Regions from separate parts of the Homo sapiens genome. Here region 1 is linked to region 2. Evidence: chromatin loops called from intact Hi-C (ENCODE). Cell type or tissue: HepG2. All regions are shown on one strand.

Region 1 (2,500 bases), 59 kb after region 2:
TCACAAGTAGCTGGAACAGGCAAGTGGCACCACACCCAACTGATTTTTTATTTTTATTTTTGTTGAGACAGGGTCTTGCTATGTTGCTGGTCTTAAACCCCTGACCTCAAGCGATCCTCTCACCTCAGCCTCCTGAGTTGCTGGGATTACAGACATAAGCCACTGACCCTGGCAGTGTTTTTAAACTTCTTTCTATTTAACTCCTTCAGGTATTGTTTGTTATTAGTTCATGATATATTTTTATAATTTTGTTTTAGAAATTAAAAAAAGGGAAAATAATAACCACAGTGTCAGGATCATGTTTAGAAGCACATGGAAGAAGCTATGACCAAAAAATGATATAAATCGGCTGGGTGCAGTGGCTCACACCTGTAATCTCAGCCCTTTGGGAGGCCAAGGTAGGTGGATCACCTGAGGTCAGGAGTTCAAGACCAGTCTGGCCAACATGGTGAAATGATGTCTCTACTAAAAATACAAAAATTAGCCAGATGTGGCGGTGCATGCCTGTAGTGCCAGCTACTTGGGAGACTAAGGCAGTAGAATAGCTTGAACCCAGGAGGTGGAGGTTGCAGTGAGCCAAGATTGCGCCACTGAACTTCAGCCTGGGCAACAGAGTAAGACTTCTTCTCAAAAAAAAAAAAAGATATAAATTACTAAAATGCGTATATGTCTTATGTAACAAGAAGTGCTGGGTATGCCTTATGCCTCCTCTTTCCTTCTTTCCTCTGCACACTGTGAAGACTCATCTTTAGGCTTTGTAGTCTCATGGCTGTATGCTGTTTGCTGCACTCTAGACAACACTTCCATGTTCCAGACAGGGAGAATGGGGAAGGGGCAAAAAGGCAAAAGAGAAGCAAGGAACAGGGGCTGTTCCTTCCATAAAAGCATCCCTGAACGTCTCATCCAGTGACTTCCACTGCACTTTATCAGCCAGGACTCCTTGGTACTGGAAGGTTTGGGTCACTCAGTTGCATTTTTATCCTTCTATATGTAATTCTAAGCTTCATTAAACTTATTTGCGATATAATGAGTAACTTTTTCCCCAAGATAATTTTAAAATATTCTATTGTGTTTTAGGGATATGAATATAAATGTTTTTCCTGTGCAAGCATTTGCCAAAAAAGACATTGTTCTTGAGAGATGTGTATTCTCTCAAGTTTGGGTATTATAAACTAAGAATGATTCCACTGGGAAAATGTTAACCAGAGAAATATTCTGCAGGATATCCCTGAATACTGTGGAGGTTTTTCCTTACCTCCAGCTCCACCTTATCTTTGGTGAGTTGCATAGTAAACATTCCACTGTGTGGATAACTAATGTACCTTGTCCCCTACTGTTGAACATTTAGAATGTTTCCAATATTTCACAATTATAAACAAGGCTGCATTGAACATCTTTATACAAACACCCTTGACCATTTGTCCAATTACTTCTTTGGGATCCTTGAAATGAAATGCTAAACTGAAAGTTCTGCAAATTTTACATTTTGATACATATTGCCAAATTGCCTTCTGAAAGGTTGTACCAACTCCATTACTTCTCCATTGCTGCAATAATGAACATGCATCACAATGGCACCCTGGACCTCTTACATGGAGAGGAGGATAGATGGTTCTGTTAACGTAGCCTTTGGAAGCAGAGAGCTTCATAATTCAGACACCAGTTACATTTGGAAATGAGATTAGTACAAGGAATCTTCCCATTCATCTCGCTAAAAGTTTCAAGGTTCCATTCCTGGGCAGATGAAACAATAAAACAAAACCAGTGAAATGAAGTCAATGTGGAGCCAAGACATTTACTTTGATAAACGTTTCCATTTAGGACCAATTTTCAGGGCAGCTTGCTTAGCTCTGACTTGAAGGAGCATCACTACCATGCTCCACCACAGTTTCTCTCTATTAGTGATTTTTCTCCCTAAAACACACACATTGACCTCATTAGCTCCCTTCTCAAAAGTATGTCATGATGCCCCACCCTACATATGTTCTTGAGAATGATGCCCAATATCCCAGTAGAAGAGCTGCCATTGCTTACTACATAGTAGTGACAGCATCAGCAATCATATAAAAGCTTGCAGTTACTTAATGGGGAATTAGTGTTTAACGGGTACAGAGTTTCAGGTTGGGATGATAGAAAAGTTCTGGAGATGAATGGCGGTGATGGTCGTACAACAATGCGAATGTATTTATTGCCACTGAATTCAACTCTTAAGGATGATTAAAGTGGCAAATTTTAACTTATCTATTTTACCACAATGAAAAAAATTTTCTTTAATCACAGACTTCCAGTTTCCAGTTCAACATGTGAGATGTTGGAAGTTGTCATTTTATCCTAACAAGCCAAAAACTGAACAAACTGAAAAATCAACAACTCTTCTTAGATTTGTCAGAGAACTGAGATCATAGGACAAACTGCCGCCCTCTAAATTGGAGAAAGAGAGGCAGATACATAGAATCACAATTTACCAGAGCAAAAATCCTCCAGTAGAAACTTGTGCAGG
Region 2 (2,500 bases):
ATATTAGCTTTGGATTCCAAGAGATGGCAAAATGAAGATGTCACTAATAGTCAGTGAAAAGCTGGCTCATTCTTCCTCTCTTTATTCACTTCCCCTGGGCTCCATTTTCTGCCTCAGCACCTGCGCCGCCTCATGCTCGGTAGCAGGAATTTGCTTTTCAGCACCACGGACAGCGATTGGCTGGCAGCCGGGGAGGCGAGGAAGCCAGAACGTGGGACATTCATGCAACCAAACAAATATTTACTGAGCACATCCTGGGGGCAGGCATACTGAAGAATACAGAGATTTATGTGGTCTTGACCTTTAAATCACTTAATCTCTTCGAGTCATCAATATTCCTAAACTGATACAGCTGGGGCAAGGCCCCGAGCCTCCTGATACTTGGAAAGTGTGGAGAATCAAAGGGAAAATGTTTCCCTTCTCAACAGTTGTTAAATTTATGCTGTGTATTTGCATATGTTATCTAATACTCTCATTAGACTGTCACCCTAAAAACAAACAAAAAAGCAGAAAACAGGTACTGCAATGTTGTATTCACCATTATACCGCAAGTACCCAGCACGGTGCCTGGCCCATAGTAGACACTCAATAGGTTTTTAATAAATGTGTGGATGAATGAATCCTCACAAAATCCTATTTTACCCATTTTTATTTTACCCCTATTTCATAGATGAGAAAACTGGGTCTCTGAGAACTCCCTTCTCGTGACAGCTATTAAGCGGCAGAGCTTAGGTTTGAATCCAGGACCTCCTAATTTCATGCTGTGCTGTCAAGCAGAGCCACTTAACTATGCGCTGGGCACTCTCGGAGCCTAGAAAAGGTGCCAGCTTGGGAGAGGCTGATTCTAACAATAGCACTGACTCACTATTCAACCTTGAGGGAATCATGTTTTTCTTTCTGGCCTCAACTTTGCCATATGTAAAATGGAAAAGGAGATTGTGTGGCTAATGGGTCCCCTCCCCACCCCACAAATGGCTTATAAGGGGCTCCCCGGAAGGCTTGGATCATGCGTTTGTTGCAGCTGGACCACGCGACCAGCAGGGGGCGCTATAAAATGAATTAAAACATCCTTCCCTTGCCTCCGCAGGGCGTCAAATGAGAAGCGTATTGATATCCCAGCAGACCTCAATATCCTTTTTCATCTTCCCGCTATAACCAGAATATGTGCGCAAGCAGTGCAGGAGCTCTTCTTTTTAGAGTGCAAAAAATGAACTTCAACCCCTCTCGAGAAGTGAGTAAAGAGGCAGCCCTAGGACACAGAGACAGTGCAGTGAGGCTGCCGTGACTTATCGCCCAGGAACCCACTGATTGAGTAACTTTGGACAAAGCCTCGAGCAAAGATAACTGTTTAAGTGGCTGCGGCAGCGGAAAAATCAGTTTGGCTGATTGATGTCCTGGGTTTCTTGTTAGTGGGTGGCTTCCAGCCATGGCTCTGCCTCAGCTCCCAGAATTACTCCAATAAGTGATTTGCTCATCCCTAACTCTTCTGAGGGGGTGGGGAGAGGGAGCTGAATCAGCCTTCTCACAACCCTGACTGGGATTTAATAGGGGACTAGTGGGCATTGGTGCACTGGGGGCAATGTGGGGAGAGGAGCAGATTTGTCAGGCTTGGCAAAAATATCTGGCTCCTGCCTGTGGGTGTGGAGGGGAAAATAAAGTCAGAAAAGAAGCGATTGCAGAGTGAATGTCTTTCAATTATTTGAAAAGAATGCAAATCAAATGTGTCACGAAGGCTGTTTCTGTAATCAAATCCTAGTCATTGAAATCTAGATTGACCAAAGTGGGTCTCCAGATTGAAGAGCAGTAACGGGGGAGCTTGGGAGATTTTTGTCAGGGAGCCCTACTCAGTGTAGGAGTCACCCGGGATCATCAGAAGGGAGCAGGCTCTGCAATTAACCAGACCTTGATTCAATCGTGGCTCTACTATTGACTGTCTGCAAGGCCTGGATCTAGTTGCTTAATCTTTCTGAAACTCAGCTTCTTCATTTGTAAGATGGGAGAATACTAATAATATATCTACTCTTTCAGCTCTCTATTCTTGCATATTAAACCACATTAACACTTCGTGGGATAACAAAGCAATCATTCGATTATGCTCACAGAGTCTTAGATCAGAAATTTAGACAGGATATAACAGGTATGGCTGTGTCTGCTGCATGATGTCTGGGGTCTCAGACTGGAAAACTCAAATAGGTGGGGGTTGGAATAACCTGAGACTTTTTCACATGGTCCCAGGCAGTGTTGCCTCAAAGGCTGGGTTCAGCTACAATGCCTTACCTTGGCCTCTCCAGCAGGATTCTAAAAGCTAGTGTTCCAGTGAACAGGCAGAAGTTGCATGACCTTTTATGACCTAGCTTTGCAAGTCACATAGTGTCACTTCCTTCGCACTCTGTTGGTCAAAACCATCACAAGGCCACTCAGATTGAGAGGAGGGGACATAGACCCCATCTCTAAGTGGAAGGAGTGTCAATTTACAGCCAAGTTTGAAAACTACCACACC

What was found. Hi-C counts contacts between places; a loop is a spot of excess contacts. Peaks named below come from ENCODE experiments on the same cell type or tissue, not always from the same donor. Only the 100,000 strongest peaks of a DNase experiment are listed, where the experiment ranks them.
Region 1: it touches region 2 in a loop (7-fold over the local background); 2 of 110 quality-filtered maps call a loop at or near these places.

What each region holds. Positions count from the first base shown.
Region 1 is chr20:2,065,344-2,067,843 of GRCh38, forward strand. No RefSeq gene overlaps it. Among named protein-coding and RNA genes, the nearest start is that of STK35, 35 kb to the right of the region's middle. In HepG2, no CTCF peak of the experiment used is centred here; a DNase peak (open chromatin) is centred at 1,318; H3K4me3 peaks cover 405 bases.
Region 2 is chr20:2,005,845-2,008,344 of GRCh38, forward strand. It overlaps PDYN-AS1 (PDYN antisense RNA 1), which reads left to right. Exons shown (of 4, transcript NR_134520.1): 4 at 1,088-1,673. Among named protein-coding and RNA genes, the nearest start is that of PDYN, 13 kb to the left of the region's middle. RefSeq lists a silencer at 79-373. In HepG2, a CTCF peak has its summit at 1,046 (motif pointing right); DNase peaks (open chromatin) are centred at 197 and 1,047.